Regions from separate parts of the Homo sapiens genome. Here region 1 is linked to region 2. A link is a loop called in an ENCODE intact Hi-C map of the cell type or tissue named here. Cell type or tissue: endothelial cell of umbilical vein. All regions are shown on one strand. Links, peaks and the distances in the headings refer to the core of each region. The heading gives the core; the rest is flanking DNA.

Evidence for each region. A loop is a pair of places that touch in the nucleus more often than their neighbours do. Peaks named below come from ENCODE experiments on the same cell type or tissue, not always from the same donor. Only the 100,000 strongest peaks of a DNase experiment are listed, where the experiment ranks them.
Region 1: it touches region 2 in a loop (9-fold over the local background); 101 of 110 quality-filtered maps call a loop at or near these places.

Annotation. Positions count from the first base shown.
Region 1 is chr7:154,909,400-154,918,566 of GRCh38, reverse strand. No RefSeq gene overlaps it. Among named protein-coding and RNA genes, the nearest start is that of PAXIP1-AS2, 15 kb to the left of the region's middle. RefSeq lists an enhancer at 4,480-4,569. In endothelial cell of umbilical vein, for the core only: a CTCF peak has its summit at 4,659 (motif pointing left); a DNase peak (open chromatin) is centred at 4,636; H3K4me3 peaks cover 264 bases.
Region 2 is chr7:155,352,743-155,361,909 of GRCh38, reverse strand. BLACE (B cell acute lymphoblastic leukemia expressed) reads left to right here. Exons shown (of 6, transcript NR_103545.1): 4 at 826-982; 5 at 1,867-2,010; 6 at 3,130-4,922. Among named protein-coding and RNA genes, the nearest start is that of BLACE, 11 kb to the left of the region's middle. In endothelial cell of umbilical vein, for the core only: a CTCF peak has its summit at 5,026 (motif pointing right); no DNase peak of the experiment used is centred there; H3K27me3 peaks cover 310 bases.

The sequences.
Region 1 (9,167 bases), core at 2,682-7,681, 440 kb after region 2:
CTTTACCTTTCCCGACTCCAGGAGCACTGGTGAACATTATTCAGTGTTCGTGTGTCCCGGACAGCTGCCCTCACACTTTACACCTGAGTAAGCTCTTTTAACTGGATCCCAAGCCTTTTGATGATCTTAGGTTGACCATTAACAGCCCCAGTTAGAGTCCTTGAGGGTGTCAACTGAGAAAAGTGACGAGACAAGTCTCAATCATTTCAGGAGGTTTATTTGCCAAAGTTAAGGATGTGTGCGTGGGAGACAGGACTATGCCTTTCTCCAAAGATGATTTTGAGGGCTCCAAATTCAAAAGGGAAATCGATGAGAGTCCTTTTCCAGCCATACACATATGAAGGGCTTGCCCTCTTCCATTGGGCACGGTGGCCTGAACACCAGGATATTTTTGGGATATATATAGCTAGGTAGGGAACACACACTCCAAAACTCAATTCCCTAAAACAAGGACCATTTCACTGTGCTCAGGATCCTGTGGGAGGGGCACAGCAGGGGCTGCCTGAGCCTGTTCCACAACTCTCCCGCCCCAGCGGAGCGTGGCTTCCCTGGCTGGAGGTGACTGAGATGGCCCCACAGGGTCCCATGACCTCTCCAGGCCATCCCTGTCTCCTGGGCTGGAAGATGTGAGCTAGCCCTTCCCCATGTCGGCTGGGGCTGCACTGACGGAAAGGGCTGGGGGCTGACCAGCGTTGCTCTGCCCACTTCTCTCTTCAGCGTGGGCTGGACTGTGCATTCCCAGACACCAAGGTGGGTACTTCAAGCCTTCTGATCACTGAGTCTCTGAAGTGACATGTGTCGCCACCATGGTGCTACTGGTGACACAAGGACAGGCAGCTCAGTGTTGGGGGAGCGTCCCACGCATGACACTGAAGGTGTGGTCTCTTGGGGAGCCATCTGGAGACCAGTTACTAGTCATCTGGAGATTGGTTACTAGTCATCGGGAAACTGGTTATTAGCCATCTGGAGACTGGTTACTAGTCATCTGGAAATTGGTTACTAGCCATTTGGAGACCAGGGTACTAGTCATTTGGAGACTGGTTACTCGTCATCTGGCAGTGGGTTACTAGTTTGGAGACTGATTAATTACTAGTCATCTGAAGATTAGTTAATAGTCATCTGGAGACTGGCTACTAGCCGTCTGGAGACTGGTTACAAGTCATTCGGAGACTGGTTACTAGCCATCTGGAGACTGGTTAGTTATCAGTCATCTGGAGACTGGTTAGTAGTCATCTGGAGATTGGCTACTAGTCATGATCTGGTTACTGATCATCTGAAGATTGGTTACTAGCCATCTGGCAATTGGTTACAATCAGTTACTAGTCATCTGGAGACTGGTTACTAGTCATCTGAAGATTGGTTACTAGGCTTGTGGAGACTGGTTAGTGCACAGAAGCACTATCCAGAGGTTGAACCTCAGAAACACCAATTCACCATCAGACACAGAGGCCAGTCCAAGTGCGCTTCTCGTCCGATGCATGCACCTGGTTCCCGTTCCAGCCGTCACACCCCATTAGCCAAGGAGAGGAATGAGAGTAATAATAATTAAATAGTAATGATGGGAAACAGTGCACAGTTAGGACAGGTGCTTGCACTGTGCTTGCCCATGCCCGATCCTGAGCTAAGTCCTGTGCATATACACACCCACTTTATCCTCAGAATGCCAACAGAAGACAGGTGCTGTCACTTCCTCCCTTCCACAGCAGAGGAGGGCAGAGCACAGAGGTTTCAGTAGCATGACCAGGGTCTACCCCAGGCACAGGCTCCAACATCGCGCCCTTAGCCACTGTGAGTTATGGCAGGTGGTGCTGGGTCTCCTTTTACTTGGGCCTGTGGACAGAGCAGGGGGCTCAGGTGACACTTCCCACCCACCGGCCTTCTCTCTCTGCCGGCGACATGCAGGGCCCCGAGCCGGGACTCTCCTGGGGCGCCCAGGACAGCTTTCCTCTTACGTAGGCGTCCCCTGTTCTTGCTGGGCATTCCCCGCCTGCCCCTGCCTGCCCCCCACTCGGCCCATCTGTTCCCAGGCCCTGATCCCAGCCTCCAAGCCAGTCTTGCCAGCACACACGGACAGGAAATGATGGCACTTTTAAAGATGCAACGCTTTTGTTTTGGAGTCACCTATTGAGCCAAGACACGGGGACCTGGGCAACACGTGGTTTTGTGGATTGGTGCTGGGAAGGGGTGGCCTGGGAAAGCTAAGGATGGAGGAGAGGAAAAGGGAAGCTGCAGGCTGCTGTGAGGGGTACCCCTGGTCAAATGGCACTTTGGGGATGAGGAGACTTGGGATCCACTTGTAACCCCAGCCGCACACTGCGGGGGATCTCTGGGGACACTTCTGTCACTTGTATTTTATTGCACTAAGAGCCTAGAAGTTTGATCTAAGAATGGCAGAGTCAGCAGCCGGCACTGTGGAGCCCTGATTTGTGGTAAAAATACTGAAATATGGAAATCCTCCCACACGAGTTTGTAGTAGCGCTGCATGAGCCCCTCTCTTGGGTGTCCCCGCCCACTAATATCACCTCATCATCCGGCACCAGGGGAGCCAAATACCTGACATGGGGGAGCTTGGAGGGGGCTGTTCCAGCCCAATGTGGGCAGCCCCAGCGGGTTGTGCCCCGAAGCTGTTAGTGCTCTGAACATCACCTCTACTCTGAGGTAGGGTACTGTCGGGTGTGCTGGGCTGCAGGTGTCCTGGGCTGAGGGCATATGGTGTCAGGTGTGCTAGGCTGAGGTTGTGTGGGAGTCAGGTGTCCTGAGCTGCAGGTGTCCTGGGCTGAGGTTGCAGGAGTGTCAGGTGTGCTGGGCTAGGTTGTGGACATCAGGTGTCCTGGGCTAGGTTGTGTGGGTGTCAGGTGTGCTGGGCTGCAGGTGTCCTGGGCTGAGGTTGTGCAGTGTCAGGCATCCTGGCACCGCCTCTCCACCCAGGGCTGGGCCTGCTTCTGGAACCCCCTTGGGTTCTCTGGGGCTTTGGTGCTCACCACCCTGGTCTAGAAATGGAATGCCGGCACGGGTTTCAGAACAAGGGCTCTGAAGCCACATGACCCTAGGTTTGAATGGTAAATGTACTTTTAATGTGATCTTGAGAATTTTTCTTCAACCTCTGTAGCTCTGTTTTCTTACCTCTAATAGGCCTATGGCAAGGATTAGATGAAATTAGCACAAAGCGGGATCTTCCAAATCCTCCTCCTGGTCTTAAGGTACCTAGGGACTGGTTAAAAGTAGGTTCTTGGACACCCCTAAGACCTGCTAAGTCAGACCCCCGGGTGTGGGGGGCAGTGCAGCCAGCCAGGCCCGGGAAGCCCGGGCCGCGTGTCTCCCCAGCGTTCTCCAGCTCTCAGCAGCACCCGCACTGCAGCTGGGCTCCCTGCGCCTGGAGCCCCGGGTGCTACCCCCGACCACCACCGTGTGGTGCTGGCGCTGGGTGACTCACACTCTGCCAGCTGTGCCCCAAGCAAAGCCTCCGCGATGGTTGCGGGCTGAATCAATTGTGTCCTCCAGATTCATAAGCTGCCGGTCGAACTCCCAGGACCTCAGAATGTGGCTTTATGTGGAGCTGGGGTCTCTACGGCGGCCAGTAAGGTATAATGAGGTCATGTGGGTGGGCCCTGATCCAGCAGGACTGGTGTCCTTCCAAGAAGAGAAGATGAGGATACAGCCGTGCACGCGGGGACAGTCAGGTGAGGGCACGGGGAGAAGACGGCAGCTCAGCTGAGGAGAGAGGCCCCAGGCAGAAGCAGCCCTGCCCACACCCAGATCTCGGGCTGTGGCCGCCAGGACTGGGAAACGCAGACGCCCGCTGCTGAGCCCACTGGCCCGCGGTGCTGTGTTGCTGCTGCCGAGCTGACGAGGATGTGAGATCCTCCCTGGCTTTGCCTGCGGCCGCCCGCGAAGCCCATTTACCCGCCTCGTCTTGCTGGTCCCCAGGCCCCCCGGGGGGACGGGTTCCCCTTTGGCTTCTTGCAGTGGCTGCAGCCCTGGAAGCTGCTGGGAGGAGACGGCTGGGGCTGGGCAGGGCTCGGAGCTGACTTCGTGTCACCTGAGCGAGCTGCACAAAAGTCACAAATGCCACCCTTTCTACGTGTGCTGATGGGTCACTCCGCAATTCCTAGGCATTGATTTTGTGTCTGGGAAGGTCACCGTGGCCCACACGGACAAAAGCTGCTGCTCTCCTGGGTCCCGCTGGAACCAAAGGCCCCAGAGAACCCGTGGGGCTTCCAGAGGCAGGCCCGGCCCCGGCTGGAGGGGCGATGAGCAGGGCACCCGATGCCTGCGCCGTGGTGGGAATGCGGGGAGCACGGCCCCCGGAGGGTCCGCCATCCCCCGCGGCGCACCGGAGCCTGACCCCGGCTCTCCCTACACCTGCAGCCTGCACGCGACTCTCTCCGAGCTGATTTCTGCGGCTCCCGCTGCCCTCGGCTGGCTCACTAGTTCCTTCGAAGCCTGTGCGCTTCGGACCCCGCTCCATCTCTCCTCTAAAGAGGAAGCCAAGAGTGGGTCCGCAGTCCCTCTCGGCGCCACGTTAGCCCGGGAAGTGTTTTCACCTCCCGGGGCTCCTCATGGTACCTTTGCAACTCGCAGTCCCAGAGCGTGCAATCTTCCTCCAGGTACCAGGGCCCGGCCCAGCCGGGAGGCCTCAGAGACCTGCCAGAGCTGGGCCTTTGCTGCCATCTGCTGGCGGCTCTCAGATGACAGGTTGAAGGCCTGAGGAGTGGCCTCCCAGGGCCAGTCCAGTTCAAGTTCAGCAGGGGGCAAGGCCTGAACTCTGCACTCCTGAGCAGCTCCGGGGGAGGCCCAGGTGCTGGCCACGCGGCAGTTCCGCTGCGCTCTGTTCTCAGACGCGGAGGCCGATCTAAGAGTTTCCGCTGCTTGGGAACCTGTGGCCACATCGCCTGGTCTGGGTTTCACAGGTTTGGGGTCTTGGGGACCCTCTGGCCAACCATCTCATTTCCCATTGGCTGAAGCCCAAGAGGTTCCAGCGACCTGTCCAGGGTCACAGAGCTGGTTCTTGAATAATTGGGAAGAGATACACCCCTTCCACTGCCCAGAAATGTTTTCCAAAGACTGTTCAAGAAACGTGAGTTGGCGGACAGAGAGCAATGCCGGGTGGGGAGAGGCCGCTGCAGGGCTGAGAGAAGGGGCCACATGAGCGGGGAGGAGAGTCTCAGGGATGAACGGGGCTCAGAGCCCACCCAAGGACGCCAGCTGCCCCTGTCTCCGTCCTGCTGCACAGAGGTCGTTTTCGCAGCTGTAGAAATTGGTCACATTTCTGTTTGTGCCAAAAACCAATTTGTACCAGTCGACAAATTGAAAAGCATGTGCTTTCAATTGTCCTTGGCACTTGAAAAAACTAACTTTCCCGTGATTCAGACCCACTTCCCTGCTGATTTTATATTTCCGATGTCGAGTTCACGTCAGCTGTTCCTAAATAGGAGGGAAGCTGTACAAAAACGTCTCTGCTGTCAAAGACAACACGGTCGTATTGGAGACACAATTTTGGAAGGATTTTTCTTGGCAAACCCACTTTCCTCCAGCTTGGGGATTTAACATTTTTTTTCTTCTACCATCTGCTCCCTTGAGGCTTGGAAAGGCCTCAGCTCAAAAGCTCAGACCCGAGGGTGCTGATGAACCGCACCTGGCCTACGGAGGGGGATGCCAGCACTTCTCAGTGTCAGCTTCACTCTTTATGGTCATTGCTCCACGTTCTTTTTTTTTTTTTTTTTTTTTGAGATGGAGTTTTGCTCTGTCGCCCAGGCTAGAGTGCAATGGCACGATCTCGGCTCACTGCAACCTCCGCCTCCCAGGTTCAAGCAATTCTCCCACTTCTGCCTCCCGAGTAACTGGGATTACAGGCACCTGCAACCACGCCCAGCTAATTTTTTATATTTTTAGTAGAGATGGGGTGTCATCATGTTGGCCAGGCTGGTCTCAAACTCTTGACCTCAGTTGATCCATCTGCCTCAGCCTCCCAAAGTGCTGGGATTACAGGTGTGAGCACCGTGCCCAGCCTGCTCCACATTCTTGTAGTGTGCAAGGTGGAGTCGTTAGCCAGAGATCTATACTCAGGAAACGGGTGAGTGACTGGTTGCTGGTGAATCTAGCAACTTGATGTCACATGGCAGGTCATTTATCTGTGGTCATCGTGCTCTGGTGGACAGCTGGTTAGGGACAATACAGGGTAGAACAGAGAGGCAGCCCACCGTCCACTCCTTTCTGTGTGAGACTCACAGAAAGACACTGTTTCTGGGGTAACAAGATTTCAGTCTAGTTGGGGAAATGGAAACCACTCCAAGAGCAATTAGCAAGAAAAACAAATGTCATTACATGCTGAACATGAAGTGCTGAGCTGATGACACTGGAAGACATGGCCCGATGACAAGAACAAAACTTGACCCTGTGTTGCAGACAAAAGGTGCGGGGACCTGAAGCCTGTCTCTCTGGCCCTGCCCAGGCTGTCGGGAACAATCAGATTAACATCAGCTGCTGCTCAGATTCCATTATCTGATATCAAGCCGCTGTCCTGCTGGTCATTGAGCTGCAGTTAGCAATTTTCTAAAATTTAAAGTAAAGACCTTTGGTTGCCTATGTGACCCCTGGGCTGGGGTTTGAGGGAGAACTGGAGCCTCAAGGATGTGCTCAGGCCCACAGGGCCCTGCAGAAGGATCTCAGTTCTACAGCTCCTGAGGGCAGCTTTCTGGGCCAGGCCAAGGGAATCCATGGGGCCAATGAGGCTGTCCAGACAGGCGGTCTCCTGTGTGTTAGGGGAGGCAGGTGACTAGCATCTGGGATTGTATTAGTTACCTACTGCTGTGTAACATACAACCCCAATACTTAGAAGCTTAACACCACACTGATTATCTCCCAGTGTCTGAGGGCCAGGAATCTGGCTGAGGCTTGATTGCGTGGCTCTGGCCCAGGCTCTCTTGGGAGTTTGCAGTCAGGCTCTCAGCAGGGACTGCAGCCATCTCAGGGCTCTGCAAGACAGGCTGCTCAGGGGCCTCTGCTTGAGTGGCAGCTGGGTTTCCCCAGAGTTAGTGATGAGACAGAGAGAGACATTCAGGCAGACATAGACACACAGAGAGAGGAGAGACAGAGACTGGGAGAAAGAAAAGGAAAGGAGAGATGGAGAGAAAGAGAGGAGAGCGGGGAAAGACCAAGCACCAGCCTTAGAAGCCACAGTCTCTTATTACCTCCTCTTAGCTCAGCATTGACATGCGGTCACTGCTGGTCACACCAACCAGCCCTTGTGCATTGTGGAAGGGGCCTCCACAAGGGTGAGCACCAGGAGGGGGATCTCAGGGCACCAGCTTGGAGGCTGGACACCACAGGGATCTTGGGCCAAACTACAGGATAGGGCTGAAGTTCAGGACTGACTGTTACAAGGCCACCAGGTCATAGCCCCCCGTGCAGTCGCAAGCCAATGCACCAAGACAGCAGGGTTTGCAGCAGAGAAAGAGTTTAGTGGCGGCAGGGCTCCAGGTGAGGAGATGGGAGGAGACCCTCAAATCCATCTCCCTGGGGAGTTCTGGGCTGGGGTTGTTAAGGAGGGTGAGGTACTGGAAAACTGGGATGGTTGATTGGTCAGGGTGAGGAGGGTGAAGTCATCAGGAGGTGGAAACTGCATTCTCTGGTGGGGACTCAGCTTTTTATGGAGTCCTTCAGACCAGCTGGCATCAGTAGTTGCACTGGTACACAGGAATTGAAAGGATATCTCAGAGAAATGTAAACAAAACTTAACATTTCATAATGTTCAACTTGTCTATAGAGCAGTTCAAGGCATCTGTAATCTGTGCCAGGCTTTATGTGATTCTGGGGTGAGAGGCAGCAAACGGCAATGAGGAAGGGGTTGCAGAGCAGGCTGACCCAGTGATTCATGCTGAGTGTGCTGCAGCTTGGTCTATTTTCCTTTCTCTTCCTCCCCTCAGCCCTGATGAATTTTATAAAGTTCACAGGGACAGTTCCTGACTGGGTGGCTAATCCAGGGTCTAGCAGTCCGAGCTCTGCAGTGGGGCCTGGGCCAAAAGGAATGTGGGTGTGGGGATGCTGATGCCAGCATGAGCTCCTCCTGGGCTGCAGGGATGGTGCACAGGCTGGAGATGGAGTCTGGCCTGTGTTGAGAAGGGGCAGAGACATTCTCTGACCACACTGCTAGACCTGGGTCCTGCTGTCTGCCTGTTGTGGGTGCCAAGCACTCGTCCATCTGGGCAAGTCCACAGGGACAGGGGTGGTTCTGTGCTGGCCCCTTGAGACAACAGGCAACAGTGGTGGGTGTGCACAGAGCCAGGAGACGTTGTGGCCCTGTGGCCTCTGAGGGGCACCCGCCCAGCAGGATGGATGGACAGATAGAGCCTCTCCCTGTGCCTCCGCCCCACTCTGGCCACACAGGGCTCTCTGGCATTCTGGGGTTGTGCTGGGGAGGCACTCCCTTTGGGCCATGAACTTGGGGTTCCTCTGCCTGGAGCCCCCTTCGCAGGCATCTGCACCACGCATTCCCCCACTCCCCAGGGCTTTGTGTAGACTCCAGTTTCTAAGCAGGGCTCCCATGCCACCTCCATGAGAACGATGCCTCCACCCCAGCCCAGCCCCTCCTCATGCTCTGCTCTCCCTCTGTGCGAGGCGCCCTCTCGGGCAATAGATTTCTCATATGTATTGTCGTTCTGTCCCCACTGGAATCCAGCTGTGCAGGGGCCCGGCTTCTGTGTGCTGGGTGCTGCCATACTGTGCTCAGTGCCCAGGGCTGGGCCGGGCACAGATGCTGGGGTGTGAACTGGTAGCGGCCTGGGAGGAGTCATGCAGGGTGGGCATGAAGAGGAGAGTTTGCCAACCAGGAATGAGACCTTCCCCAGCCTCCAGGGTGTGCCCCTCCCTCTCTCCTCCGTCCTCCCTGCTGTGGAAGGCTGTCTGGGAGGGCAGGTGACCCTGTCGCCTGTTTGCTTCACATCCGTCCTACTTCGTGTGGCAGATCTCCCTGCAGGAGTGGAAAGGGTGGCAGTGCTGTCTCTCAGGGCCGGGGAAAAGCATAGGAACCCGAACCGGTAGAGTGGGAAATGGCGTTCGCCACTCTCTCGCCCAAGCCTTCGTGTTGCTAAGGGGAAGAACAGGGTGGGAGGCCGAGGTGGTTGCTGAAGTCACAAAGAGAGTGAGTGGGGGAAGGCGGACCCCCAACC
Region 2 (9,167 bases), core at 2,429-7,428:
TGAGGTGGGGCCCCTGCTGTGTGCAGCCCAGCGCCCGTCCTCCCTCACTGCTCTCTCCATCCTCTAGCCCTTTAAGTGGTGGCATCCCGAGCGTGTTTTACATTTTGTGCCCTTAGCCCTTTCCCCCACTCCTTCCTCCGTGGGCTGTCTCTGTCGGCTGGAGCAGTCCAGTGGCTGGGAGTGAGGCCTCTGGAGCCAGAACGTCTTGGGGTTGAGTCTCTGTTGCACCACTTTGGTGGGACTGTGTGTGAATTGACCTTCTGGGGCCTGGGTGCCCTCATCACCACCCTGGGTTGTGAGGATCCAATAGAGTGATGTTGTAGGCCCGTCCCACGGGGCCTGGCCAGCCGCTATCCATCCCCAGGTGCTTCCTGATGGTGCCGTGGATGACAGCACTCTAGTGAACGTACTGTCAAATGCATCGTCCATGAGCAAGCGTGCAGCCAGCATTCCTGACTTACACGGGGGATGCTGGCCCGCCCCACGCCCTGTCCATCCACATTCCACCAGCTGGAACCTCGGTGCCTGTGGGGCCTCCCTGACACCACCCAGGTACGGGGGGAGCACATGGCTTTAGATGAATCTGGATTTCCTTCCTGGCTTCAGCACTTAGCCGTGTGACACTGAGGTGATTAACTCCCCCGAGACTCCATTTCCTCCATAAACGTCCCCAGTTCCTGGCCTTGAGAAAGCACGTGGGTGATGGTGTTTCCTTCTCCTTTCCTTTCTTGCTCCGGTGGCAGCTGTCTGCAATACTCTGGGGACCTTGTGGCAGTTTTTCAGTGATTGTAAACTTCTTATTTGGGTTGATTTTGACTCTTACAGGTGTCTTTCCCCCAGCGAACTTCCCAGCTCCTCGGTGGGAGGGTCTAACCTGCCCTCTCCCCAGTGCGATATTTCATGTCACCTTCTGGGAACTGCCTGGCTGTGGCTCGACGCACGGTGATGGGGACCTCACCACTGTCCTGCCCATGTGTCAGAGGTGAACACCCCTGCAGCCCCTCCTTTCACGGAAAGTCCATTCCTTATCTGCCCATTTCTGCTGTCAGCAAATACTCACAGGGCAGGACAGGATTGCTGTCCTAGAGACTAGAAACTATCAGAGGATAATCATAGGATGGAGAGGCAAGCACTAACGGAACAAAGAACTGGGGCTTGGGGGTGCCCAAGAGGCGCAGATGGCCCAGAAGTGGGTCAGGTGGGATAGGCGTCCTCCCGCAGCCGAGTCAGCTCTGGCCGGGGAGTCAGGAAGGAGAGGAGGTTTCATTCCCGTTCTGTTGTCATTGGCTGTGTGACCTTGGCAAGCCAGTAGCTTCTTCAGTCACATTCCCAGGGTGAAGGTCATGGCCTCTTGCCTCCCTGGGAGAAGGCAGTCTGAGCCTTGGGTCTGGAGGGAGATAGAGAAAGGACCGAGTAACTCCAGCCTTTCATTTTGCAGATGAGGCCCCGGGAAGTGACGTCCGTGGTCAGAGCGGGAGGGGTGTGGGAATCGCGAGCTTTCTGTGTTTGGCCATGGCTGTTGGCTCCCACCTGCTGTGATTTAAGATGCCAGGACAGGGGTTCTGACTGTGGCTTTTTTGCACCTGGTCCACTGCTGGGCTTCTAGGTTGTCTCCTCTCACAGCGAGCCGGAGAGGACCACCGGCCCTGGGGAGACAGGAGCACTGGCCCTGGGGAGACAGACAGGCTCTTGAGCAGAACTTGCTGGTACTGGGTGAATAGTGTGCCCCAAATTAAGGTCCATCCCCAAACCTCAGAATGTGACCTTATATAGAAATAGGGTCTCTGCAGATGTCATTGGTGAGGTTGGGGTGAGGTCACCCTGGAGTAGGGTGAGCCCTCAGTACAATGGCTGGTGTCCTTGTAGGAGGAGCAGAGGCACAGAGAGACACCCAGAGAAGATAGCCATGCAACAGCAGAGGGGAGGCTGGAGCCAAGGACCCCCGGGATTGCCGGCCACACCAGAACTGGGCCAGGTGCAGGGCGATCCTCCCTGCAGACTTCAGAGGGGGTGAGGCCCTGACACCCTCATCTAGGACTTCCAGCCTCTAGAGCTGAGAGGGAAGGAATGTCCACTGTTAAAGGTGCCCAGTCTGTGGGACGTCATTCTGGTGGCCACAGGAGACTCATACAGCGCTTGGAGGAGGGGGTCAGTGGACAGCCAGAAGGGCAGCAAGGCCAGCAGCTCCAGAGCTGCCACCTCCGCTGTGGCATCACTTTGCTTATTTTGGTGCCCGTGTGTCCTCACCTGTCTGCCCTGAGGGGGGGGAAGTGCAAAGCCCAGGGATGGGGGGAAGTGAGTGAGGATGCTGCAGCCTGCCCTGCTTTTCCTTCCAGCCACTCCCCAGCCCCAGCCCCCACCTAAAAATACCTCCCCGGGCCTGCCTTGGTGTTTTGAGAATGTCGTGCCCATGTGGCACGGTCAAGTCATGTGGCCACAGGAGGGGATGAGGAGGAAGTTTAGTGCACTCTGGGCCATGGTGGGGGGTGCCAGGGCGGTCAGGAGGCAGCAGACAAGAGCAAGGGGAGTGCCTGGGCAGGAGTGGGGCTTCCGTGAAAAAGGAAGGGCAGGGAGGTGTATGCTTTAGGACTGGCCAGTTGGAATCATCTCAGCAGGTTTGGCTGTGGGTGGGGGTGGTCCCTAGTCACCCAGGACCTGGCGCTGTGATGGTCAGGGCAGGGGAATATCGCCCGGGGAGTTTAGGGCCAGAGAGAGGAGGTATGCTGGCTAGTTTGCGTATGAAAGGCATGCTCTGAGCCCTCGCTGTATCAGAATTGGCCAGCCCCTGGAGGGGCAGGCTCTCCCCAGCCAGAAAGCTTTTCTAAGATGTCAAAACATAATACACAGAAAATTTAGAAAATATATACAATACACACAGGTATTACTCTCACGGAGACCTGCAGTGGGCGGGGCTGCAGAGCCAGAGCTCGGGGTCACCTGTGCCCCCTGAGTCCCCGGCATCTCAGTGGTGACTTTGGCCAGCACAACGTGGGCTGTGGAGCTGCAGAGCTCTGCCTCTCCGTGGGGCGGGCGTGCAGGCTGGTTCCGAGGGCAGCGCAGGGGCTGGGGCAGGAGCCCGGCCTGTGATGATGGGGGGCTTCAGTTTTGTCTGCAGAGCTCTGCTTGCAGGTGCCCGCAGTGCAGAGACCACAGGGGTCCCCGCGCCGCCGGATGCCCGAGGATGTGAGACTGTGCACCATCTGCCCGCTGCCCGCTGCCACGTCCGTGTGCTCGGGGCAGGGAAGAGCTCAAGCCAGTGACCTTGAAAGAGGGAACACAGCTGAGAAACGTGTCAGATGCCCTTCCGGGCTGGCGGCGCTGGCTGCACATCTGTCTGGAGTGCGTGGATGCCAGAAGTCACTGTCCATGGGGTGACAGCGCAGCCTGGAGCTGATGAGAGGCTGGGTGCGCGCTGCACGTCTCCAGCAGGTCCCCACAGCAGGCTCTGCTGCAGGCATCTGGGCGGAACTGAGACTGGACAGACCGAGGCTGCCAGCAGAGGGAGGGGCAGGAGGCCTGTCCCAGGGAGGCACAGAGGGGGTGCGGCAGGGCCTCCCCCAGCCTCTCCCTCGCCTGGCACCCCCACCTTCCCTCCTTTCCTCGTGATCGCCTTCCCTTCCCTTTCCTTTCTTCTTCCCTTCAGAAGGAGGAGCTGTGGGCAGAGGGACTTTGGAAAGCATGGCGTTACTTACCTTTCACACCTCTCAGGGCTTACGCCATCCTCCTGCGAATGATGAAAGACATCATCCCTGCCTCCAGCTGGGCCTCGGAAGAGAGCACTGATTTACAGAACGGGAGCTTTCCCCTTAGCGTGGCCCCCAGGTCAGAGTTTCCCAGACGGAGGGCCTTGGAAGATTGGCTTCTCTCGGTGTTTCTGGCAGACCAGGCAGAAAGTGAGGGGCAGCTCGTGTTGGAAAGAGTTCGGGACACGCCGCCACCCGTGACCTCTCCTAGAGGTGACGGCATATGTGTGAGCAGAGGGAAGGCTCCGAGCAGCCCCGGAGGAAGTACACATGCGTGGCTTTATCTAACCAGACATTTCCCTTGGAGTCCTTTCCCCCACGGAGGGTGGACTGACACCTCAGAACCCTGTGTTCTGGAGACCCTGGGGGGATCCTCCCTGGCAGCCCTGCGGGGAAACAGTCTCTGGGTGCAGAGCAGCGGTGCCTGTGCTTTTTGTGTTTATGAGTCACTCATCGAGCAGTCTTTGCCCAATGAAAGGTTTGAGGAGCTGTTACTTGGGCCAAGTCCTGGGGAAGTGATGAAATAGAGACGGTTTGTCTTCAGTGCTGGCAACCTCCCCTTTTTAGTCACTTCTTTCCTGTCTCCAGAGAGGGTTTCCTCTCTGGTCATCCACTTGCTCAGGCATCAGTGTTCTGATTCTGCCCAAACTTTCCTCTCTTTTAAATTATCCTTCATGGCTAGGATGGGAGTACTTGTTTATACTAATGTGTAAATGACTAACCAGCTAATATTGCTTATATTCTGTGTGGGCAGGAGGCTTTGCATAGGCCTCTCACATGTCCCGAGGTTTGCCTTTAGGCAGAGGACCGTCTCCTCTGACAGCGTTAACTTAATGCACCTGCTACGCTTAATGAATACTTAGGCTTGATGAATACGCAGATGCGCCAGATCAGTTCTGGGTAAAGGACAAACACCGTGAGCAGGACAGGTGGGGTCTGGAGGGGGAGGCAGATGCACCAAGGCAAGGGGAAATACCTAAAGACTGTTAGTGTCAGCACAGCGTCGCTTCAGGCCGAGTAAGCAATGCCCATCCAGAAAGTGGCAGATGGTGGCGTGTGGAGCAAGACATGGAGAGAGAAGATGAAAGATGCTCAGATCGGGGCTCGGCAAACTTTCTCTACAAAGGCCAGATGACAAATAAAGGAACGGTGGCTGTGTGGGCCACCCAGGGCCTGCCTGAATCATTGTCTTTGTTTTCTGACAACCCTTCAGGGATGTAGGCACCACAGTCGGCTTGCCTGGGGCCGCCTTTGGCCCAGCTCCCTGGCTAGACGATGGAATTTTGCCCACTGGAGGGCACTGTTTTTAGAGAAAGTTCCTGGTTTCCTTCAAAGGAATTAAAACACAAATGTAAAACGTATTGGTGGACGTCCAGGCAGGAGAAGGAGGCAAGTTCCTGTTGGCAGCTGTGGTGGTGAGTGTCACCTTGTCATGCTTATAAGCTAATATTGCTTATATTCTGTGTGGGCAGGAGGCTTTGCATAGACATCTCACATGTCCTGAGGTCTGTCTTTAGGCAGAGGACTGTCTCCTCTGACAGCGTTAACTCAATGTACCTGCTACGCTATTGATAGTATAAATAGTAGATACACTATTTATAGTGTTTAACACCTATAACCAATTGCCTTTCAGTAAACAGATGGCCCTCCACAGCGTGGGTGGGCCTCACCCAATCAGCTGAAGGTCTAAAGGCAAAGACTGAGGTCTCCCTAGGGAGGAGGAATTCTGTCTCAAGCTGATAATGTAGGAACCCAGCCAGAGTTCCCCACTGGCTACCCAGCAGAACGCGGGCTCAGGACCTCAGCATCAACTCTTACCTGAATCTCAGCCGGCAAGACTGTTCAACAGATTTCAGTCCCGCCAGTCCCCACAATCAGTGAGTGAATTTTTGTTAAAATAAATATCTCTCTTCCTCTTGACAAAGATACAGACATATAGATGTGTGCACGTTTGTGTGCACACACACACACACACACACACACACCCTATTAGCTTTGCTTCCCTGCAGAACCCTGCCTAACAGGCAGCTTAGACAACAGCTGTTAGTCCAAATGATGTATTGTAAATCATATGGGGGTGTTGAACCTGCACACCGCAGGCAGGAGAGTCCGGGGCTGCTGGGCAAAGCAGTGTGGCAGGGGCTGGAGCCAGGACCAGCCTTGCCCCTCACGGCCACGGAAGGTTGTGCAGCCTGGCTGAGGGGCACTGCCTCCTGCAATTCAGGGACCAGGTGCCTCAGCCTGTCAGGAGGAGGGGCAAGGGGAATGCTACAAGAAACGCTCCTTTCCCCTCCGCCGTCCTGGTGGTCTAGAAGGTGGATCCCTGACCCCAAATACTAGGCCCATCATATGTTGTTCAAAGGCTTTGAACCCAGATTCAAGTTCAGCTATCCCTGAGCAGGTCCCGTCCTGTCCTTTGAAGTCAGCTTTTCTTTTCTCAAGTATGTTCTACTGTAGAACCGAGAAAAGGGTGCAGGCCCAGGGTTTGTGTTCAGTGTGGCAGAGACGGCAGGTGTCCCTTTAGTCAGGGAACTACATGTTAGGGGCACACATTGCCATCTCCTCTGCAGTTAGGTGAGGTCTAAGGGCTACACTTTGGAGAGTGGATGGTAAGTGGATGGAATCTGCTCTTGTTCCACTGTCCTGTGGACTGGCGGTGGCCGTCTCCACCGGGGGCAGCCTTGGGGACAGACCCCCAGTCACGCAACCTCGACTTTTACTTGAGAGACAAGTCCCAGCCTTTCTGCCCTCTGGGGGGCTCGCCTGGGGGTGCCCTGCCTGGCTCGCCAGCCCCTCCCATCTTCTGCATCTGCTGGCACCTCGGTGGGGATTCTGTGTTGGCTGAATAGTGAAATGGGACCTGAAGCAGGGCACACTTGCTGGGTACCCTTGGGAAGGCGGGATCGATGGGGCAGGGCCAGGGCTCAGGCATGTGATGTCACGCCTCCCAGGTGCCCCCACTATTCCTTTTGTCCATCATCATCATCATCATCTTCGTCTTGGGCTTCTGTGACCCTGGTGAGCTCCCTGCCCCATGTCCCTGCCTTCCCAGCAGGAGACAGGGGCTGGGCAGCACCAGAAACACACAAGCCCTGGGATTCCCAACCTTCTGTCCTGCCCTCGGGCTCCATGCCCACAGCCTGAGCGTGACAGGATGTGTCTGACAGCATGAAGGGATAGTGTGCCTGTGTGTGCAAGTATGTGCACGTCATGTGTGTGCAAGTGTATCACATATGTGCGTGTGTGCATGTGAATGTGTGTGTCGTGTGCGTGTGTGCCTGCATGGCATATTGGTGCATGCAAGTGTGTGCATGTCTTATGTGTGTGCAAGTCTGTGTCATGTATGTGCATGTGTGTGCACGTGCGTGTGTGCATGCCGTGTGTGCGTGCAGGTGAGTGTGTGTGCACGTGTGTGTGCATGCTGTGTGTGTGCGAGTGAGTGTGTGTGAGTGTGTGCATGCCATGGGTGTGTGCAGGTGAGTGTGTGTGCACGCAAGTGTGTGTGCATGCCGTGTTGTGCATGCCGTGTGTGTGCGAGTGTGTGCGCACCTACATGGTGTGTCTGTGCATGCAAGTGTGTGTGCATGTCTGTGTGTGCATGCCATGTGTGGTGTGTGCAGGTGAGTGTGTGTTTGCGAGTGTGTGTGCACCTACATGGCATGTCTGTCCATGTAAGTGTGTGTGCATGCTGTGTGCATGTGCAGGTGAGTGTGTGTGTGCGAGTGTGTGTACATGCTGTGTGTGTGTGCAGGTGTGTGTGTGCACCTGCATGGCGTGTCTGTGCATGCAAGTGTGTGTACGTGTGTGTGTGTGCACCTGCATGGCCTGTCTGTGCATGCAAGTGTTTGTGCATGCAAGTGTGTGTGCAGGTGTGTGTGTGTGTGAACTTGCATGGCATGTCTGTGCATGCAAATGTGTGTGTATGTGTGTGCTTTGACTGGACCTTACTATGCCAAAATAGAGAATCTGTTTAATTCAGTAAGAGAGACAGTGCTAATTTAGTGGGAACACAAAAGTCAGTCCCCTTAAAAAAAATCTGAGTTACCGTCTTCATCCAGCCAGCTGGTATTAGTTCAGGTAAACAACTGGGATTGGCGATTGCAGATGGGGGTCCTGGGGCCAAGAGGACAGGATAGTTGGCCACAAGAAAGATACTTGCTGATTGGTTCTCCTTAGAGCTGAGCAGCAATAAATGCCTCGTAGAATTATTATATCGAGGGAATGAATTTTAAAAATTTATGCTTCCCCGTGTTCTTCTCTTTGTCACATGATTCTTTAAAAATATCATTCTCAAAAGCCCATCTTAAATATTTAACAAGATCATTCCTGATGAAAATCTAATAAAAGTTGGGGGCTGCCTTTCACATAATGTATTTGCTGTATAACCCCAGGTGGGGAAATTCCAGAGGGCACTTGAGCCTCTCCTGTGTGGGCCGGTCTGTTCATCTTCTCTGAGTACCCCAGCCCCACACCCGTTGCAGGAACGCGAGATGTGTCTCTTGCCCTTCAGCGGGGAGGCAGGACACCCGAGTCCAAGGATGGGGATCCCATTTCCTGGGGACCACAGTTTTCACCCCATCTCCCCTACAAGCAGCTGGCTGGTAAGATCACACTTACCAAATGGTTTGGTTAGGATAAGGAGTGCAGCCAGGTGTCCCCTGAGTTCTAGTGTCTGGGGTCCTGGCCTGCAGCCCCGGAGTCTGAAGAGCCAAGCAGAGACATGTGGTTGGTGGGGTGGAGGTGGGGTCTCCCAGGGAGGCAAGCTTGCTGCCTGACTTGATCATTCCTAAAGACGAGGGCTTGGCTTTATGCCTGGACATCTTTGGAGCATCTTGGGCAAGATTGCCTTTGCTCTGGAGAAGATAATTCTTGTCATAGTGTCCTTTGGGAATGGAGTCAGCGTCTGAGAATAAAGCGCAACTTAAGCGTGATCCTGGGGTGTCCTGTCCAGTGGGTTAATGGCACTGATGTTTTCACAGTGGAGTATTTCTGCTAGCTTCAGTTGCTTTTAAATTGTTAAAAACATTGGAACGGTCGGTGCCTTGAACGTTTTCAACTAGTTCCTCCTAAGACCCAGGAGAACACTTGTAGCCTAAAAAATGGCAGAGAGACAAATTAAATGATAATATTGCACCTGCTCCAATCTGTCATTTAGACGCTCTTAATGAAAAAACAATGAGTGACTTCGCCTTTCTACTGTGCTGGAAGCTTTCGCCACAGTTATTTAGGTTACCAATAAAATGCCACAATCCCCATCCCTGGACACACACACACAGACACACACATGCACAGCACTGCCACCCACAAAAGGCTGCGGTTAAACCCAATGCATTTTCCACCCCAGGCTTCCCCTGTTCTCCCAGGACAATGGAAAAGCTCCCGGCATTTGGGGGTGCAGCTCCCCTTTAAGGTGCCCCCCCAGAT